Regions from separate parts of the Homo sapiens genome. Here region 2 is linked to region 1. A link is a contact called in ENCODE Hi-C data. All regions are on one chromosome and are shown on one strand. The core of a region is the stretch at or near the end of the contact, and the rest is flanking DNA. Distances in the headings are between cores, read along the strand shown. Region 1 holds the start of COPRS (coordinator of PRMT5 and differentiation stimulator). Region 2 holds the start of MYO1D (myosin ID).

Region 1 (5,173 bases), core at 790-3,289:
TTGCAAATAATTTTACCCCCAGCCTTGTTTGTGGTGATTTTTTTTTTTTGAGACAGAGTCTTGCTCTGTGGTCCAGGCTGGAGTGCAGTGGTGTGGTCTTACTGCAACCTCTGCCTCCTAGGTTCAAACAGTTCTCCCTGCCAAAGCCTCCCAAGTAGCTGGGATTATAGGCACCTTTTGTGGCGATTTTTGATGCCCAGAGGTATTTTGTGTGTGTATGTGTGATGTCTGTTTTTAAAATGCTTTGGAAGCTCTTCCTGGTGCTGAGAACAACTCTTTTTCCCCAAGCAGTTAATTTTGCCAACACTATTTGGGCAGTTATGTTTCTCTCTGCTGATTTGTGATGTTACCTTTATTATATATTAAATTTCTATGAGTATTAGAGTCTACTTTAGAACATTTTTATTTTAAGCTTTTGTACTGTTTTCTTTTTCTTTCTGGTTTTTTTTTTTTTTAGACCAAGTCTCACTCTGTCGCCCAGGCTGGAGTGCTGTGGGGCAATCTCTGCTCACTGCACCCTCCACCTCCCGGGCTCAAGTGATTCTCCTGCCTCAGCCTCCCGAGTAGCTGGGATTATGGGTGTGTGCCACCACGCCTGGCTAATTTTTGTATTTTTAGTAGAGATGGGGTTTCACCATGTTGGCCAGGATAGCCTTGAACTGACCTCAAGTGATCTGCCTGCCTCGGCCTCCCAAAGTGCTGGAATTACAGGAGTGAGCCACCGCGGCCAGCCCCTGTTTTCTTGTCATTTGTTTTAAAATAAGAAAAAAATTCCTCTTTTTCCTGTCCCTTAAGTCCTGGGATGTTTAACATTCTTAATCTTATTTGGCACTTTAATTTTACGAAAGAGATATGTAGATTAGGGAGCAAAGAGGATAGTGGTAGTCTCCTTAACACAAGGCTATAAGGGTGGTCACCTGGGGTCATCACATCCCTGTATCTGATTCTCAATATTGCAGGTTATGAAAACACATCTAGCTAGTACACCTAGAGTTGCACTGTTAGAAACAGTAGCTCCAAGGCACATGTAGCAATTTAAATTTATTAGAATTATTCAATTTATTCACATTGGCCACATTTCAAGTGCTCAGTAGGTATATGGTTACTATATTGGACAGTACAGATAGTAGAACTTTCATTTCCACTTCCACCATTAAAGAACGTTCTATTGGACATTGCTGACCTAGAGGCAGTTAGCCTTGGGGATACTGACTCCTGTGTAGGAACATCTACATATAGAACAAAAATAATATCGAATATTGTGTGTCAGTTTTATGCTAAATTTTTTCAAATGCCTTTTGTGTTGTACAAACAACACAGTCTTTGAGGGGGATGAAGGAAGAGGGTCTCATGTCCTGATGTTGACGTGATTAGCACACCTTGAGCTGGTTTGTTATTAGAGGTTAGGCACTGTGGGGAAGGCAGGGAAGGCTGTCTTTCCAGTTGGGCTGTTCCCAGCTCAGGCCCTGCCTATCCCCAGAAGCCACCTTTCGAGGCAAAATGGGAAATAATTAGGTTGTCGGTATCAGGCGTTGAGCATGGAAATACAGGAATCCCGAATGTTCAGGATTATTATGAGTAAGCGTCGTGGCCTGTATTCTGTGTCCACTGCATATTGCAGTTTGTGTCTTAATCATCTATCTTGGTTTCTAATGGATTAACTTCAAAGACGATCATTAGCTCAAGGTGGAGGTCACTGGGTTGCTCATGTGTCTTACCCACGCGGGGTTTTGAAGCTGGAGCACACCCCGAGTGGCCGAGTAGGGTACGCTTGGCGTTTCACACGCAGCTAGTCGTGCAGCCTTAGGATATGCACCGAGAGGAGTTTCCAAAATCCGTCTCCGAGATTGTTTCAGATTTCGCGCTGGGAGGGAGGGGCGGGCTCCGCGAGGCCGCGCGCCCCGCCCCCTGCGCCGCCCCGCCCCCGCTTGCTCGTGACACCCCCGCGCCCCGCCCTCTTGGCCGGTACCCACCCCCTCCCCAGGCTGATTGGCGCTTCTGCGGCGGATCCTCGGGCGGGCAGCCGGGCCGGCGCGTCACGTGGCCCACGGCGTCCAGGGCGACCAGCCGCGGGCCGCAGGGCATGGACCTTCAGGCCGCCGGGGCCCAGGCGCAGGGGGCCGCGGAGCCGTCTCGGGGCCCGCCGCTGCCTAGCGCGCGGGGGGCGCCCCCCAGCCCGGAGGTGAGCGCCGCGTGGGGGCCAGGAGCAACAGCCAGCCGCAGCCTGGGGCGGGAAGTCGCGGGGCCGGGCTGGGCGGGGGCCGCGGGGCCGGGGAAGCGCCTCTGGCCGGCCTCGGGCCGCCCCGCGACACGGAGCGCTGTTTGGGCTCGCGCTCGAGCTGAAAACGGCCAGGCCGCGGGGCCGCGGGGCTGCGGGGCGGGGAAAGCCGAGGGCGTGGGTGGGCGCTCTGGGTCAGCAGAGACGGCTGTCCGCCCGCTGGGCGCCGCTGCGGATTTGGTAAATGGGAGGTGACGCTGGTGACCGAGAGCCGGGGCCCGCTGCCAGGAGCCTGGGCGAGGGCCAGGTGAGGGCGGCGAGGAGAGGGACTTGACTTTACAGACCTGTGGACCTCTGTCCGTTGGTGGGGATGCCAGCTAACCCTGAGCCCCAGATGTCACATGCGCGCTCCCCCTTCTCCTTACTGAAACCAGAAAGGCCCTGTTTGACGCAGGGTTTCCAGAAACTTGTTTTCATGTAAGCTAGACAGCTCCTGGTTTTCCCGAGAACGTTACAGACCGTTATTACAGTTCTTACCTGTCCTTGTTTACAGTCTGTACCGGCTAGGTGCTGAGCGGCTTGAAGGTAGGAACCCTCTGTTAGGGCTGTTTGCACAGCCTAGCATAGTGCCTGGCACAGGAGATAGACATACCGACTGGATGAATGATGCCTCAAAGATGGTACTTAGCCAAAGTAAGATATGAAAAATGCAGCGACACTTACAAAGAAAATTACTTTGGAGTGCAGAATAGAATGGGACTAATTTTGTCAGGGCATAGCAGGAAAGGATCAAGGTGAGAGGCTGGTGGTGTCTGCAGAGGCGTGGAGATGAGAAAGTGCAGGGCACATGGCCTGGAGTTGGGTCTCAGAGCATGCAGAGAACTATGCTCAACAGGTTGATGGGAGTGGGAGAAGAGGGGACGTGCGAATGCCATGGCTAATTTTGTGCTCTCTCAGTGGAGGGCTGTTGAAGGTTTTGAGCAGAGTAGTGATTAATTCTGTAAGGCTGGGCCAGATGGCTGGATGGGAAGGTGGTTAGGAGGCCGTGGCAGTGGTTTAGGTGAGAGGTCTGACTTCTCCTTGGGCGGCAGTGACCAGAGGTTGTCACTAACTACAGGGAGTGGAACTGAATTATTAAACCCAGACATGACTAGATAATGAATGCTGATTGGAGCAGGTGCCGAGTACAGTTTAGATGTAGCAGAAAAGATGAATTTAAATTCAAGAAATGTTACATTCTTGCCACATGCCAGGTGTTTTCATAAATGGTGTCTAATCATAAGTCCCCTGCAGGGTCAGAACAGTCACCCCTAATTTCTGGAGAAGAAAACTCAGGCACAGTAATTGAAGTGATGTGTTCAAGGTCACACTCTGAATGGATGGCAGAGCTGGGATCAAAATCAGGTCTTTTATGCAGGCAGGGAACATTTCGTGATTCATTAGAAAGAGGTCTTGGAGGTCATAGGGTTTCAGGAACTTCTGAGTGATGGGAGCAGAGAAGCATTTGGTTGGCTGTGCGGGAAGATTTTCAGTTAGATTAGAAATACTGCCTTCAGTGCTCAGCATTGCAGAGGAATTATAAAGCTTCCCCCACCTCAGTGTGTTGGTGAGGAAACAGAGAATTTGATAGAGTTGTTTACTAGCTATAAAGTTGTTAAGTAACTGAAAAGGTAAAACGTGTACCTGGGGGTGGCAACCGCAGGGAACAGCTACCAACCTATGGCTGAAGGAACAAAGAGATGAAGTTGATTAAAATTTAAAAGCTTAGGGAAAAGGCTCTGCAGAGCTGAAATTCCAACCTTTAAGGAGAAGGCACTGCCCCAGCTGATGGTAGGGGGTCTCTGAGCTTGGAGGAGAGTCCTGAGACCCAGACCTCTAAAGAGAAGGTGCAGTGATAAGACTGGCTCTGCAAGAGTTCGCAGAACTGTATACTGGATTCTGTGGCCACTATAGGAAGGCATTCCTGCTGCCACGGTGAAGTGTCATGAGGTGATGCCTACATGAATAGGAAGGAACAAGGCCCATCTCCCTCCAGCCTTGCTCAGTTTAACAGGGCAAAGTAGAAATGTGGGTGGCAGAGTCCCAGCCCTGCATCACCAAGGGGAGTATGGAAGAGTGGGTGGGGTTGAGATGCAATAGCTGAATACTGGGCATACCCCAGATACCCAAGTCCTTGGTAATCATTTCTTCTTCCTGCAGGCTGGCTTTGCTACAGCTGACCACTCCAGTCAGGAGAGAGAGACTGAGAAGGCTATGGATCGACTAGGCAAGTAGATGGCAGAGACGGAAGTTGGGGAGACCAAGGATGTGAGGAGAGGAATAGTCCCTCTGTCTCATTTACCTTCTCTTTTAGCCAGTCCTCTCTGCTGCTTAGTGGCCTTCTCTGCCCAGTTGAACAGTAACCTCCTTTGGAAGCCTTGCTTGGAGCTTCCTTAAGGGAAGTCCTGAACTTTTCTTATGTTCAAATCCATCCTTCTACCGAGAGAAACAGCTTGAAACGGTGAAAATAGTACAGCAGTCTCACCTTATTCCTAGGGGATACATTCTAAGACCCCCCCGCCCCAATGGATGCCTGAAACTGCTTTTTTTTCCTCCTATATATACTATTTCTGATATGGTTTAACTTATAAATTATGCATATGTGATTAATAACAATAGTAATATAGAACAATTATGCCAGTATACTGAAAGTTACGTGAATGTGTTCTCTCTCAAAATATCTTTTTTTTTTGAAACGGAGTCTCGCTGTGTCACCAGGCTGGAGTACAGTGGCACGATGTCAGCTCACCGCAACCTCCGCTTCCCAGGTTAAAGCAATTCTCCTGCCTCAGCCTCCCGAGTAGCTGGAACTACAGGCACGCGCCACCACACCCAGCTAACTTTTGTATTTTTAGTAGCTATGGGGTTTTACTATGTTGGCCAGGCTGGTCTCGAACTCCTGATCTCAAGTGATCT
Region 2 (5,173 bases), core at 1,307-3,806, 1.0 Mb before region 1:
TAGGATGCCCCTTAATGTGAGTTTGTTTGATGCTTCTTCATGATTAGATTCCATTTACGTATTTTTAGCAGGTAAATGATATGTGTCTTTTTCAGGAGACCATATCAGGAGGCTCATGGTGTCTGTGTGTCTCATGATTGGGGATATAAACTTTTATTTGTTTTATTTTTTGTATATTTTAAACTGTAACAAAAACATGCATCTCCAAATGTGTTTCTATTCAAATTTTATCACAAAGAACATTCATAATGAGCTAATCTGCTCTAGGTTACCTTGACTGAATGCAGACCAGAGTATTCAGTCTCTCCTGCCGGCTGTGCATATACCTGAACTTTGCTCAAGTGTGTCATTGATTAATAATGTTGTAACTGCACATTGGCCTAGAAATGCTGAATGTAAAGTTGTATGGGTAACAAATTACTGCTTAGTTATACAAACAAGAATTTGCTTGACACAGTACAATGAAAACAACATACAAAAGTAAACTGGAATCCTGAGGCTAATAGTGAGCCCCATTGAGCAGATTTGGGTTCATCATGAGAGCATCAATGCCTAATTTTATACTAATTTGGACTTATACAAGAAATTAATAAAATACCCTTTGCATATGTTGTATATGTGTTTTATATGTTGGGTTCCTATATAAGATGTTGATTAAAATGAGGATCTCTTACTTTGGCCATTTGGAAACCACATTGTATCCCACCATAGCTCCTAACCACTGTACAATTTCTGCAACTCTCTCATCATCTGCAAGCCGTGATGTTTCTTTTCCTGGTACCTGGGATTTTGCCCTAATTTTTAACACCTACAGAGCTCAGGGAACACACATATATAATTTACCAAAAGGTTTTGGGGTGTGGTCCCTGGATGCTCCAAAGTGCATACAGTTTGAGATTTCTTTCTTTCCTTCTTGAAGTTCAGTTCTGCTTATGTTAAAACATGCCAATACAAACATTAGGAATACAACCATACCCTATGCAATAACCTACTTAGCCACTGACCGACACCTCCACAAATGACCCAACCATAGGACAGTCCTACCTTATTCCAGAGCTTTTATTCCACAAATGAGGACACTGATATCGAGACAGGTGGATCTCCTCCTTCTGAAGGACAGCTGCTAACGGTAGTCAGATGCAACCCAGCTCTGCTGGTGCCAGGGATTGGGGTGGTTTTCTGATGGCAGAGGCAGTCCCTCAGGAGGTGACAAAGCTCCTTTCCTTTCTCTTAGCAAGTGTGGGTGGCTGGCAGCTGAAGCAGGCCTTGGGCAAGGTCCTTCAGTCTGGTTTACTCATCTCAAACTCAGCCAGAGTTGAAGCCCAGCCAGGTCCTTGGAGGCCTCTAGATTTCCTCGTAGATTTTGTAATAGAAGATGTCCTAACAGAAACACAGGACTGAATAAATGTAGATACCTTAGAAAGTCATTTATTTAAAAAAAATAGCTGGGCATGGTGTCATACACCTGTAGTCCCAGCTGCTCAGGAGGCTGAGGCTGGAGGATTGCTTGAGCCCAGGAGTTTGAGGTTGCAGTGAGCTGTGATTGCACCACTGCACTCCAGCCTGGGTGACAGAGGGAGAATTTGTCTCCAGAAAAAGAAAAAAAAAAAAAAAAGAAAGAAAGTCATTTGTAGTATATTTTCTTTGGGAAAATACATTGAGTTCAAAAAGAATTTTCCAAGCTCAACCAATGTATCAATAAATTGGAGACTACTTACAACTCACTTCATTCCACTGAACCAGTATGGATTTCATATTTATATATGCAAAGTAGTACAATAGTTATTTGGTGGATGCAAAAAGAATGGTCCCATGCTCAAGACATCCGCAATAATCCTGGAGAGATGATACAAAGATATATTAAAAACTTAATAATCATATAAGGTAATGTCTGATGACATGCTCGGATGAGTGGAAGAGAAAATGGGCCACTGAAGAATGGAGGTAGTCAGACGTGGTTGAACGCTGCGGCTCCTAAGTCAAATGACCTGCGTGAAACCGCAGCTGCTCCACTTCCTAGTCGTATGGCAAGTTTCTTAAAAGTTCTCTAAGGCGCTGAGAACAGCTCTGGGCATTTTTGGTGCCCCAAAAATGTTAGCCATTATTATTACCTCTCAGTCTGTGCTTGAACCACCACTTCAAGAATGGGCAGGGTGTGAGTAGAGAGGCGGGAGTGGGTTTTGGAGCAGGGTGACAGAATCATAATGAATTGTCCTCGCGAAAAGCTCCACGAACTACTTTTCTAACTTTGTTGGCAGCTACCAAGTGTGGGCGGCAGGCGGCCATCCTCTTGGCCGCCTGAGATCCCAGCGCCTGTCCCCAGGGGGCGCTGCCACCCAGCTGCCGCCGCCCGGCCCAGCGCGCGTCCCCGCCGCCCACCCGCGCGTGCGCGCCGCCCAGGTGAAGAGGCGGCGGCCAGGGCCGCGGCTGGGGCGGGCTCCTCAGTGGGCCGGGAGGGGCGGAGCCGGGAGGCCCGGGCGGGGCGGAGCCGGGACGAGCCCCAGGCTGGAGGCGGGACCAGCCGCTGCCGTCTCCGTCTCGGTGTCCCGGCCCCTACAGCGCCCGGCAGCCGCGGCGGGAGGAGCGGAAACTGTCGGGTGCGTCCCGTTCGGAGCCGCGCCGGCCGAGAAGGCGCCGAGGAGCAGCGAGGCGGCCTCTGTCCGGCCCGGACCCGCCGAGCGGCGTGCGCGCCCCCTCCCCGTAGCCTCGCGGCGCGGCCTCGCCCCGGCCCCTCCCGAGCTCATCGCGGGCCCACGGAGCGGCCCCGGAGGCCCGAGCGCGCCCACCTGAGCCCCCGCGCTGGCGCCATGGCGGAGCAGGAGAGCCTGGAATTCGGCAAGGCAGACTTCGTGCTGATGGACACCGTCTCCATGCCCGAGTTCATGGCCAACCTCAGGCTCAGGTGAGGGCGGAGCGGCCGCGCGCAGGGGCGCGAGGCTGCGCTTTCCCGAGAGGGGGCGCCTCGGGGCGCGGCCGGATCCGGGGTGTCGGGAGCGCCCAAGCTCCAGGGATGGAGGCGCGGCCGGGCTGCGGTGTCCGGGGGTCTGCCAAGCTCCGCGGCTGCGCTTTCCCGAGAGCGGACGCCCCTGGGGTGCGGCCGCTTTGGGGTGCGGGGGGCGTGTCGAGCTCAAGGGCCGCGCTTCCCTGAGAGGGGAGCCCTGGGCGCTGTCCGGGGTTTAGGTGCAGAGGGTGTGCCGCGCGGGAGGGCGCGCTTCCCCGCGCCAGGTGAGGGATGTGGGCGGGCCGGTGACCTCATGGAAACTGAAGGGAAATAACTTGAACGAGAGTTGCGGTGGCCCCGAAGGCCCTAGGAGGACTGGAGGATTATTTTGGAGAGAGGCTGGCGTCTCATCCCGGCTTTACACTTGCTTCTTTTCTTTCTTTCTTCGCCCTTCTTTTTTTTTTCCTCCTGGCGTAGTTCCATCCTGTCATTCAGGATGCTATGGAGTGATCCCTGAGCTGTCTGTTCCGGGACACTGGCTATTTTTTTAGTTACTCTCTAAACGTAATTAGACACGTTTCCAGACATCGAAGAGACTGCTGTACTTGCCAGTGCCAAGATAAACTGTCTGAATTTGACAAGACGTTCATGGTTTTGGTTTTTTTCAAGGAGTTAGTGGATGGAGCTCTTGTGTTATTAACATCCTTGAGAACGTAGTCACAACTCAACGCCCCAAAATGGGCTTCCAAGATGTGGATTTGTTTTAGAAAGCCCTTTACATGCGATTATTTCACCCTTGATAGAGTAATATGTAAACAGTTTTAAAGTAGTTTGACTTAAACATTAAAGTAAGTGGAATTTCAAAATAGCTGAGTTTTGGTGTGCGTGTGTATGTTTCCCTGCAAGCTTTGGCTGCATTTCTTCTAAGGTTTATAGCTAAACATCATTCCTTAAGCTTATAAAGTGAAAGTCATAATCTAGGCTTGGGTGCTTAACCCTAATTTCATTATTAACTACCCCTGTCAATCCAGTTGACAGGGGTCAATCAGGTTGATTACATACCAGCATAATGATAGGATGTTACATTTCTGATCAAGGTTTGGATGTACAACTTTTATAGAAATCACCCCAAATATTAATCAAAATGATATACCTCTACATCAGCTATAACCAATACCCATTATCATAGTGATTAAGAGTCAGACTGTTGAGATTCAAATTCTAGTTCCACTGCATTCTTGCTGTGATCTTTGAGCAAGTTACTTAACCTCTCTGTGCCTCAGTCTTCCCGTCTGTAGGATTGGGGTTGTCCTGAGGGTTAAATGAATTATTAATAATATGTGTATACATACTTCAAAGATTAGTGCCTGGCAAATCCATATTAGTAAAACTGTTTTAAGTTTTCCCAAGTGCACATAAAATAGATAAAGGGGTAAGTTACATAGCAATTTCATAGATTAAGGTTGTTTTAAATTAAGAGATTCTACTCCTCTCCCCCACAGGAAATAAGTTGTGTGCTTTGAGAAATGCCTTTATAATTTTGTCACTCTCAGTTATAATCATTTCAGTTTTTCAGACATTGGTACATTTATTATGTACATACTGTATACAAGACCATGTAGTAACAGTTGAATATGAAGCCTTTCATTTTAACCTCCATCTTTCACCTCCAGCAAATACATGGGCTTAGCCAGAGCTTTTGCAGAATTTTCAGAATTTGAAATTGAAGGCATAGAGTCTAACAGGGCTACATTAGTTTGTAGGACTACTCCTCTGTAATAGAATTAAAACTCTTGTGGTTTTTAAAAAGTAAATTGAGGGAAGGCACTTAGAATTTCTGCTTTTTTTTTTAAAGCATTAAGTCTCTTAAGTGTGAAGTTTGAATCTCAAAATAGATTACTAAGGTGAGCCTAACAACTCCTATGTGTACAGAAGAGAATGCTGCAATTTATTTATATTTATATTTATATTTTTTAGAGATGGGCCCTTAGAGTTGCTATGTTGAGCAGACTGTTCTTGAATTCCTGGCCTCAAGCAATCCTCCCATCTTGGCCTCCCAAAGCACTAGGATTATAGGTGTGAGCCACCATGCCCGGCCGAATGCTGCAATTTAATTCTACTGTGTGCAAGGTACTCTAGGAGATAAGCTAGGAGTATCCAAAGAACTACAAGATGTGCTGCTTACCTCTCGAAGAGGTGACATCTCAATGAAGACCTGGAGAAAGGTGGAAT

The links. A loop is a pair of places that touch in the nucleus more often than their neighbours do. Pooled maps may share reads with other maps.
Region 2: a loop to region 1 is called in a map of CD4-positive, alpha-beta T cell, with 8 times the contacts of the local background. The contact joins the promoter of MYO1D here to the promoter of COPRS in region 1. A Hi-C loop is called at or near these places in 1 of 168 maps with a recorded cell type or tissue (CD4-positive, alpha-beta T cell), 1 of 37 single-sample maps with no recorded cell type and 6 of 50 pooled maps.

What each region holds. Positions count from the first base shown.
Region 1 is chr17:31,856,110-31,861,282 of GRCh38, reverse strand. COPRS (coordinator of PRMT5 and differentiation stimulator) reads left to right here and starts at 2,039. Exons shown (of 4, transcript NM_018405.4): 1 at 2,039-2,182; 2 at 4,418-4,484. The coding sequence starts at 2,084. UTP6 (UTP6 small subunit processome component) reads left to right here. Exons shown (of 19, transcript NM_018428.3): 19 at 1-379. RefSeq lists a silencer at 1,889-2,318 and an enhancer at 2,378-3,052.
Region 2 is chr17:32,874,507-32,879,679 of GRCh38, reverse strand. It overlaps MYO1D (myosin ID), which reads left to right and starts at 2,556. Exons shown (of 22, transcript NM_015194.3): 1 at 2,556-2,902. The coding sequence starts at 2,808. MYO1D-DT (MYO1D divergent transcript) reads right to left here and starts at 2,825. Exons shown (of 4, transcript NR_184086.1): 1 at 2,787-2,825; 2 at 1,719-1,836; 3 at 1,045-1,380. RefSeq lists silencers at 2,837-3,024, 2,231-3,220.